Regions from separate parts of the Mus musculus genome. Here region 2 is linked to region 1. Evidence: chromatin loops called from intact Hi-C (ENCODE). Cell type or tissue: heart. All regions are shown on one strand. Links, peaks and the distances in the headings refer to the core of each region. The heading gives the core; the rest is flanking DNA. Region 1 has its middle 34 kb from the start of Gm26761. Region 2 overlaps LOC105244755 (a long non-coding RNA gene).

What was found. A loop is a pair of places that touch in the nucleus more often than their neighbours do. Peaks named below come from ENCODE experiments on the same cell type or tissue, not always from the same donor. Only the 100,000 strongest peaks of a DNase experiment are listed, where the experiment ranks them.
Region 2: a loop joins it to region 1, with 1.8 times the contacts of the local background. A loop is called at or near these places in 1 of 42 quality-filtered maps.

Annotation. Positions count from the first base shown.
Region 1 is chr5:64,662,706-64,668,085 of GRCm38, reverse strand. No RefSeq gene overlaps it. Among named protein-coding and RNA genes, the nearest start is that of Gm26761, 34 kb to the left of the region's middle. In heart, for the core only: a CTCF peak has its summit at 1,707; DNase peaks (open chromatin) are centred at 835, 1,695 and 2,825.
Region 2 is chr5:64,714,969-64,720,348 of GRCm38, reverse strand. It overlaps LOC105244755 (a long non-coding RNA gene), which reads left to right. Exons shown (of 4, transcript XR_868443.3): 2 at 3,134-3,275. Among named protein-coding and RNA genes, the nearest start is that of Gm26761, 18 kb to the right of the region's middle. In heart, for the core only: no CTCF peak of the experiment used is centred there; no DNase peak of the experiment used is centred there.

The sequences.
Region 1 (5,380 bases), core at 217-5,216:
TTTGTCCCCATAGATTGGGAGACTCTGTTCTTCACTTATAGCTGCTACTGACCAGAAGAGTGGAGAAAAAGCTTTTCAGTGCAATCACTGATATTTTGAAAGAGATAATCCTTTTCATTTCAACCACCAATATAACTTTAAGAAGAGCAACTGGACTGTATATGAAAGCTTTAAACTGTTGTAATTTTACTATTAAAAAATTTCTCATTCAAAGAGATTTATTTCCCTAAACTCTGGACCACCCACTGGTGCATAGCTGTATCCTGTAAATGGGTTGGTGAGAACACAGAAGTCATGAGTAGAATTCAGTGTGGGATGACAGGTGCTCTGTGTAGGGAAAAAAAGGCTAACACTTGATAGTGTGATGGGGGAGGGGAGAGAGTGTGAACAGCAAGAACAAAGCTCATTGTAGACAAATTCATGTCCAAATACTGGCTCCACCCCTGTGTTTACAGCCTAGTTATTTCATACTTTGAGATTCTTCATCTATAAAATTAGTAAACTATCACCCACATTGTATATGTGTTCTGATGTTGGGGTGTGTGTGTGTATGTGTGTTTGGATGTTAAGTGGAAACTAGAGGCTGACAACAGAATTTCTTCCTCAGTTGCCTTAGTTTCTGCCAATGGTCTTGAAGCTTACTATTTTAGCTAGATTAGCTGGCCAGTGAGTCCTTGGGGTCCTCCCATCTCTGCTCTCCCAGCTCTGGGAGGCTACAGATGTACAGCATCACATCTGGCTCTTATCTGGTTCTGCAGAATCCAAATGACTGCAAACATAAACCAAGCACCACTTCCATGATCAAGCTTTGTCCCTCCAGGAACTGCCCTCCTCGGCCTTGTGAGTCGATGGTTCATCTTCACCCTTCCTTAGGCAAGATGAGCTGGAACGTGGCAATGCACAGCTGTGTGTGATAACCCTTCCAGAACATTCTCAGATGCATTCCCCAAGTGTTACTCAATGGGCTGGGTTAAGGGTGGGGCAGATGCTGGCAGAGGGTCACAACAAATTAAAGTGTCTTGAGAAATATATGAAAGAGGCACTCAACTGACAAGATGGTAGGTTCCAGATGTCTTGGTCTTTCCCTCCCTTCCTTCCTTCCTTTGTTCCTCCCTCCTTCTTTCCCTCCCTCCCTCCCTCCCTCCCTCCCTCCCTCCCTCCCTCCCTCCCTCCCTCCCTTCCTTCCTTCTTTCCTTCCTTCCTACCTACTTTTTTTTTAAAGACAGTGTTTCTCTGAGTAGCACTGGCTGTCTTGTAGCTTGCTCCATGGACCAGGGTGGCCTCAAACTCAGAGATCTCTACCAGGTCTTTCTTCCTGAGTGCTGGAATTAAAGATATGCCACACCATGGTCTGCATCTTGGTCTTTTCTAGAGGGTTAAATGAAGTAATATCAAGACAGGCTGTGGCATGGGTTAGAGGCATACATTTCTCAGAAAACCAATTTCTGGAAAGATGGTGCTGTGTAGTTGCAGGAAACTTAGAAGGATATGTTTTTATTGTTTCTTGAAAGAAAAAAAAAGGAGGTTATATGAGTGGAAATTTTTGGAAAGGAGTCAGGGAAGGAGAAACAGATGCAGGGTCATGACCTACCAAATAAAACTGTTATTCCAGGAACTTCAGCAGGCAAAAGCCACTCTGCATGGAGAGCACTGTGGTCCGATAGAGCCTCAGCTTCATGTGCAGGGGACCTTTCTGCCCTAGTGTCCCTGCCTGAGATTACAGGCAGAGTCTTCATAGAGGTCAGTGAGTTAAGATGAGGTCACTGAGATGGCCCTAATTCCGTTTGACTGCTGTGCTCGGAAGAAAGTTTGGATGCAGACACTCACAGAGAAGGACCTTATGGGAAAGAGAGGCTGCCACCTGCAAGCAGAGGGGGACATGGGGAGAGGATGGCCCCTGCAAGCTGAGGACAGAAAACCAGGTCTGCTGATTCCTTCATCTTGGACTTGGAACCTTCAGAACTGTAAGGAAAAAAGCCAGCTTTCCTTGATTTAAGTCCCCTACCCCACACTACCACAGCCATGTGTGGCAACCCAAGGCAAAGTACTCTAGCAACTGAGAAGAGACCAGTGGTCTGGCTCCTGCCAGTGCTTCAGTGACTGTCTCTCCCTCGGCCATTCTTTCTCATTTGTCTGCCACAAGTTCCCCAAAGTGAAAGACTTTGAAGATCTATTTATTTACTTACTCTTAGGATTGAGTTAGTGATTGATAAACAGAAGTGAGTCTTCTACAGAAAGGTGGGTCCTAGTAAGCTGTGTGAGTCCTGTACGCCCCTGAGGCAGCCTTGGAGTGGGGCTCAGCGTCCCATAGTCTTCTTTGGGTGACAAGAACCATCTAGGCTTTACAGAGGATTGGAAGGGCAGGTAGTTCCAATAGGCATCAAACAGTAAATAACTTGATGGCCAACCCTTTCAAAGACTGGTCCGTGACTGTCTCCTCCAGCAGTGAATCCTGCTACACCCCCTACCCCCCAACCCTGGCATCATTTAATTGTTTGATGTTGTCAGTTTGATGTTTGATGTTGGGTCTAGTGATTCACCTCTGCTCTGGCCTGAAAAGCTTCAATCATCCAAGAGTCCCAATCATCCTCTTGGGAGTCCCTTGGAGGCTTATTCTCCTGCTAAGGAAACTAACCCCAAATATTTACCCAGTAGAAGTTGTAAACTTTGACTTTACCTGTCAAGGTGTATCTCTGTAAGAAGCAGGGGAAGCTAGGGCTTTGCCTTGTGGGAACTGCTCCCTCTGAGATCTGAGAACAATGTCCATTCTCATTCTAAGCGAACCCCTCTTGGGACCAGGCTTCCTTGCCCTCTCAGACTTCAGACAGGCACTCCCACTTCCGGTGTGAGCAGTTCACCACCACAGCTGGCCAGGCAGGAACCCTGAGTATGAGCCCAGCCTCAGGGGGTCTTGGGGGCAGTGGAAGGGTAAAGGCTGCCAGAAAATTAATGATAAGTACCTCAAGAGAAGGGCTTACACTACACACTGGAATGTAAGCGAATTACTTCACACAACTCACTGTTGATCATTTGGTCACCAGTACCTCTAGCCAAGGATTTCTCTCATCAGCCATCACTGGCTAGATCTTCCTCCACCCATTCTCTGGCGCCCTGGACTCCTACATGACTTCTGTAAGGAGTTTGATTTCACATAGAACAATTATGAGGAATTGGTCAATGACACCATCAAACCCTCCCTAGCCTTTCCAACTACTGTCTACTGGTTAGACATTACTGACTAAGAAGCACTTAAAACTCTTAAAACTATCAATTATTCTGTTTTGTTCCTCCAGCCCCTGCCTCATATTTTGAACCTCTGTGATGAGATACATCTGTTTAGGATGTCAGGTCTGTTTGGTGAATGGACTCTTCCACCACAGTGAAATTTGTTTGCTTGTTGTTGTTCTGTCTCTAGCAATATTCTTTTCTTTGAAGTTACTTTGACATTGAAGTAGCTTTTTTTTTTAAACTAACACTGGTGTGTACTCTTCTGCCTCAGTTATGAAATGTTGGCATCTTTAGACTTCAAATGTTAACTTGTCAACAGTGTAGGTGAGTTCTATCAAGTTGTCCAAACCACACCTGTCTTTCATTTTAATCTACTTATATTAGATAAAATTATGATGGTTCAACTTAAATCTGCCATTCTAATAGTTATCCCTTGCTTTAAAAACTTCTTAATTCTCATTTTCAGCTGGAATTGACACTATGTGTGTATGTATGTATGTATGTATGTATGTATGTTTGTTTCATCCCAACTGCAACTTCCTTCCCTACTCTCCTCCCATCCCTCTCTCCCTGCCCTCTTCCCTTCCTCCCCACTCCATCCCCCTCCCTTTCTCTTCAGAAAAGGGCAGGTCTCCCATGGATATCAACCAGCCATGGCACATCAAGTCGCAGTAAGACTAGGAACCTCCTCTCCTATTAAGTCTAGAAGAGGCAACCCAATAGGAGGAAAGGGTGCCAAAGGCAGGCAACATAGTCAGAGACAGCTTCTGTTCCCATTGTTAGGAGTCCCAAAAAAAGACCAAGTTACACAATACAACATACTTGCAGAGGGCCCAGGTCTGTCCCATGCAGGCTCCCTTGTTGGCAGCTTGGTGAATTGCCAACCTTTTAACTGGTTGCTCTTTTGAACCTTTTGAACGATGCCTCTTTGTGTCATGCTTTAGGAGTCAGTCTAGGACTTAGGATCCCTGTGTTCAAGTCAAATATGTCTCTGCAAACAATGACAGCCAGGGCTTAACAATTACATGGTATCTAGCACAGCCCACCCAATGGCACATCTCCTGTTGGGCTGACAGAGTGGGTTGTTTGGGAGTGGGATTCTGATGTCACCCAGTCTCATGTGTGTCTTGGAAGGAGCTCTGATATAACTTTGATCAGATTCAAGTCACTGTCCGAGTTATATAGGTCTGAGACAAAAGGTTTCCCCGAGGCAAGTGTTGCAGCTCTAAAGGAAAGGCTTCCTCAGTGCAAGAGAGATCTAACTCAGCCCTGCTTTTCTCTAGATACAGTCTCTCTCTTAGCTGCCTCATTGTGCCCCAGGCTTCTGTGTGCTCCCCTGCCACCATGTGTTCCCTAACTAGACCTTTAGCAATCACCTTCCATGGTTTATAAATTGAGCAATAGAAGTTAAATATTTTATGTTAGTTAAATATAAATTTATAAGTGACAAATGTGTGTATTTGTGTGTGTGTTAAAATACCAGTCTTTTGTTTCTAGATGTTGTTGTATGTCCATAGATGGGTATCATCCCATTGAGAACCACTGGGTGAATCCATCTTTCCTTATTGGATGATTAGAAAAATAGTAAAAGATGGGCAGAGGGGGAAGAAATGGGACTTCTATAGACTTGTAAAGGAACTGGAGAGTTGATAGTTTTGAAGAATGAATCCAGTATATAATCTCAGAGAACATACACCCATGATAGGAAGAAGGGCTGCGGAGGGAATCAGCAGATAGCCAAGGCCTTGAATGAAGATATGGAACCTGGATTTGGCAAAGGACAATTTGTGGGAGTTAGTTCTCTTCTTCTACCAAATGCATCCCAGGAATCAACTTACCATCAGCTACCATAGTTAGCCATACCTGACTTGGACACAGAAGCTTCAAATATCTTTCTTTCTCCAGTAATTAAAATACATCAAGAGGAGCCAGCAAATGAGCAGTGGAATGAGATGCTTTCTGACATATGTTCATATATATTCATATATTTAAAGAAAAACAACACCTTAACTCGAGGAAAGTACCTCACAGTGGGAATTTCAGGTCGTGGATACCCTTGCAACCACACCCACGAAGCAACAGCCTGTTCGATTGGTGTGTTTCAGCCTGGTCTAATTATAGCAATTATGACAAATGGCTTTGATGCTTGAGG
Region 2 (5,380 bases), core at 216-5,215, 52 kb before region 1:
GTGGCATTATTAGAAGGTGTGACCCTGCTGGAGTAGATGTAGCCTTGTTGGAGTAGGTGTGTCATTGTGGGTGTGGGCTTTAAGACCCTCATCCTAGCTGCCTGGAAGCCAGTCTTCTGCTAGCAGCCTTCAGAAAAAGATATAGAGCTCTCAGCTCCTCCTGTACCAGGTCTGCCTGGATGCAGCTATGTTCCCGAGTTGATGACAATGGACTGAACCTCTGAACCTGTAAGCCAGCCCCAATTAAATGTTGTCCTTTGTCTCTAACTGCATATGTATCAAAAGATGGCCTAGTCGGCCATCACTGCAAAGAGAGGCCCATTGGACTTGCAAACTTTATATGCCCCAGTACAGGGGAACCCCAGGGCCAAAAAGGGGGAGTGGGTGGGTAGGGGGTTGGGGGGGGTGGGTATGGCGGACTTTTGGGATAGCATTGAAAATGTAAACGAGGAAAATACCTAATTAAAAAAAAATGTCCTTTATAAGACTTGTCTTGGTCATGGTGTCTGCTCACAGCAGTAAAACCCAATTAAGACAATAGTTTGCAATGTTTTCTGTAAAAACAACAACCACAACAGCAAAAATGATAGATGGAAAGCACTTTTGGCAGGAGGCGATGTGCATACAAGTTTGTCAAGTTACAATAAACAGTTTCTGAACAAAGCCTGGGGACCCAAGTCAAGACAGAGGGGAGAACCAACCCCACAAAGTTGTCTTCCGGCTTCCACATGTGCACCGTGAGTCCCTCAACACTAATTATAAACTTAAATTTTTTTTAATGATTTATTTACTGATTTATTGTTTTGCCTACGTGTATGTCTGTGTGAGGATGTCAGATTCCCTGGAACTGGAGTTATAGATAGTTGTGAGCAACCATATGCGTACTGGAAATTGAGCCCTGGTCCTATGGAAGAGGAGCCAATGTTCTTGACCTCTGAGCCATGTCCCTAGCCCAGATAATAAACCTTTAAAAAAAAAAAGTCCATAGAATTCTATTTTGACTCCCTGTGTTTGCTACTTGAGCTATGTAATAGGAAACACAATTCTTTAAATGTGAGAAAGCACTGTGGGCTGAGTCTCACAGTTTTTGTACATACACTGCTCAATTGTGCAACACAATGTAAAAGCAACTGGAAGCTATGCAGTTCTAACTCCCAGAGCTGGTTTGTAAAGGTGAAAGACCCAACTTCAACACACAGGGATTTTTTTTTTAAGGCAAAGTGAAGAAGTTTGCCTGCGGGCCAGTTGGAAAGTTGCACTGTTCTGTTACAAGTATCTGTTTTACCAGTTGCATTATTGTTACAATTGAAGTATCTGTTTTCCGGTTTTTGCTCTTTGTGAACTGCTTACATTTCAAAAGCCTTCCTCTTTCTGCTGTGAAATGGAAGGTTGTGGGTAGTGAGTTCCACACTCTGGCTCTCTGGGAAATTTGCATTGCTCCTGATGATTGGACAGGATTTGCTTATTAGTATGAGTGTGAGTGTGGGTGGGGTTGTCAATCATGTTGCCTATAATGTCTTAAATACCCTCCATCAGACTTTTAAAAACAATCCCATAATGCTTTTAGAGAAAAATCAACAGAGTGTGTAGTTGGACAGTGTTCACATATTGGTAATAAAAGTAGACATTTATTTCACAGGCTCTGGAGGAGGCAACATTTTGCTCTGTTTGGGCTATGCGGCTGTGGTAGAGGTGTTAGTGTATATAATTAATCATGTTAGGCAAATGTCAACCCCATCTTGCGATAAATGTTTTGAAATGCTGCCTGTAGGATAGTGAGCAATGCAGGCACTGTGAAAGTGCCACCAAACTAAACAGAATTACCATATGCACTGGAAAATTCCACTCAAACATATGCTCAAAAACAAACAAGACAAAACAAAATCAAAAAACAAAAAACAAAACAAAACAAAACCCTAGAAGCAGACATCTGGATAGGTGTGTCTACGCAGTATTCTGAGCAGTGCTGCTCACCAACCTCTGAAGGCAGGAGCAAGCCAAGTGTCCTCTGACTGACAAATAGGGAAACAAAATATGGTGACTAATAATAATTTAAAAGCCAACCACCAGGGCTGGGGCTAGAGCTCGGAAGATGGCTCAGCAGTTAAGAGCACTGGCTGCTCTTCCAGAGGACCTGGGTTCAATTCCCAGCACCCATGTGACAGCTCACAACTGCCCAGTAACTCCTGCTCCTGAGGATCTGACACCCTCCCACAGACATGCATGCAGGCAAAACACCAAGACACATAAGATAAAAATAAATAAATTATTAAAAATCAAACTGCCTTGCCCTTCAGCAGGAATGATGATCCAGCCACCAAAAGACCTAAACTATGATCCATCACCTTTGCTATCCTTAGGTAGGAAGTCATATGTAAATTTTTCTATATCCTATTGACTCTAATACACTCATAACTTAATAAATATTATATGTAACATTTTTTTTGATACAGGGTTTCTCTGTGTAGCCTTGGCTGTCCTGGAACTCACTCTGTAGACCAGGCTGGCCTTGAACTCAGAAATTTGCCTGCCTCTGCCTCCCAAGTGCTGGGATTAAAGGTGTGCGCCACCACTCCTGGCTTATATGTAACATTTTTAACTAAACAGTGTTCCCATATTTTTGTTCTCAGAGATGGCAAGAAATGAGAAAGAAAACTTGGTTGTAAATCACATCATCCCTGAACAGAACAAAATGTCTGTGGAATGGACAGAAGTTGGATAAGAAAAAAGGAGAAAGTATGTGGGTTTGGAGCCCCACCCCCACCGCAGAACATTCCCCTTGGCTTAGAATTCCCTTCGTGTACATAGTCAATATCGCGTTCTTTATGAAACCACTCTAGGCAATACAGCAAGCTCTCAAAGAAGAATTAACAACTAGCTGGGTGTGGTGTTGAGGCTAGCCTGGTCTACATAGTGAGTTCAAGGACAGCCAAGGCTACACAGAGAAACCCTGTCTCAAACAAAACAAAACAAAACAAAACAAAAACAAAAACAAAAACAAAAACAAAAACAAAAACAAAAACAAAAAGAGTTAACAACTTCTTCCATGTTTTTAGGGCATAGCATAACTTCTCTGATAATCTTTTCATCATCATGATGGCAGTAATTGTGCCTCTTTCTCTTCTCTCCCAAGCAGAGACCACTGAGCTTAGAAGAAGCTGAGTCTCCTTGTGTCTTATCACAGCTGTAAAGAATACCTCCCACAAACAATGCAGGTGGCTTAAAACAAAGGACATAGGCTCTTCTGCAGTTCCGGGGACTATTGAAGTCTGAAGGTAAGATGTGGGCAAGGTTGGTTCCTTTGGAAGACTAAAGAGGCAAATTGTCACAGACTCCTCTCCTTGTTTTGGGTGGCTACCCCAAATCCCTTGTGTTCCTTGGCTTGTGGACATGTCCTGCCCTCTTCCTCTCTGGACAGTTTTCTCATGTCTGTCTTCTTCCCTTATCTTTAAGAACACTTGCCATTTGACTTAGGGCCCAAGCTAAGTCAGGATGACCTCATCTCACAATGCATAACTTAATTGTGTCTGTGAAAGTCCTTTGACCAAACAAGGTCACATTCCCAGATTCTGGGTGTATGTTTTACGGAAGTTCCACATTCAACCCGTACGTTCATTGTGTGTTTCTAGCTTCTTCCCCTTTCTTGTCTCTGCTGGGAGTGAGTCTGCCTATGGGAACATGCCAGAGTCTTTCTCTCAATCAGGAAGCCCGATACTTCTAGGAATCCCATCAAAGAATGGGTGAATCAGCCCAGTTCTGCCTGCAGGATTAGAACTCACAAACCTGCAATGTGCTCTTCAGTCCTAATTCTTTGGACAGGAGCAGTCTCCATTGGCTGCATGCTTTGATCTTTACTTCTCAATTGAACATTCTTCTGAGGTTAAAATGGCTATTTCTTTCTTTCTTTGAGGTGGGGGGGGGGGTCACTTGAAAATTCAATTACTTAATCTGTGGCTTGGTCTGGTGAATGTTGGAAATCCTCACCACCATACACAATGATGGAATTAACATGGCTTCCAGGTCCTTACATGGATTTGCCAATCTTTGTCTGTTTCATTTTATCTCATTGTGTTATAGTTGTCTGAAGGCCCTCCTCTCTCTCTCTCTCTCTCTCTCTCTCTCTCTCTCTCTCTCTCTCATTCGCTGTATAAAACTGTACTTCAACAACCCAAGTGTCCTGTTAGGACCTACAAGTGCAGGATGCACGAGGTGAGCCCAGCATGCCTTTCTGTGCTGTGCTTTTACTATCATTGTCCGTTTTCTTTGTTATTCTATTCACGATAGGGAAAGAAGTCTTTACCAGAAATGGGGTCCAGAGTGATGGGGTTGTTGCTGCTGCTGCTGCTGTTGTTGTTAAGACAATGTATTAAAGGCTTTTCCTACTATCAAAGGATGGTCTTGTATATTGTCCTGTGGTCTTATAATTAAGAAACTGTTTTTGCTTTTGTCCTTTTGAAAAGTTAAGACATAAGACATAAGAAAGTAAAATGCAAAGGAAGTGTAAGAAGGGGTATGAGATTCAAGTCCCTGTCAGCTTCTTTTTCCAGTTTACTTATTCTCAATTTTATGAGTATATAAATCCCCTAGCAATATATAAGATAGAGTGTATAATTTTTTATGTGAGCATGATATATAATAAATGTAATATGTAAGTATTTACATCATATGTATTACATATGTGATGTGACATCACATAAAATATATGTAAATATGTAAAATACAAATAGCTATATTTACCTTGTGTCCCTATTGAAACCTTTTACATTTATTTTACTGTGTGCAGTCCTGCCACAGTTCGCACGTGGAGGTCAGTGAACAGCTTACAATTCCCTCCTTTCCCAAGGCGACTTTGAACTCAGCTCTTTAGGGTTAGCAGCCATGGGCTGTATCCACTGAGCCGTCTCCAGCTCATAGCTACTGGTTTTTATTTAATACCATATTGGAGAACTTTTTCTCTTATCACTTTATTTTCCAAGTCATGATTTTTGGTAGAAATTTGTAGAATGTGTATTGTTAGAGACATACCATAATTCAACTGGGTGTAGAGGCTCCTGCCTGTAACTTCAGTAGTCAGAAGGCTGAGGCAGGAAGATCACTCTGAGCTACCTAGTGCAACTTTGTCTCAAAAGCCCCAGCAAACAAACAAAACCCATACCAGCAAGAGTAGAATCACCATTCAAGCATTTTTCCTGTCAGATTGTTTCAGACTGGGTTATTTTTAAATAACTTAAAAAATGCCCTTTTCAAAAATTTGTGACTGTGTCATTATTTATAGCAAAGCTAAAGGGTTGACACAGTTAAAGTCAGGATGGTGAGCGACATTGTGGGTTACAACAAAAGCCGCAGTAGGGACCAGTGGCCTCTGCCTCACCTCTTCCCA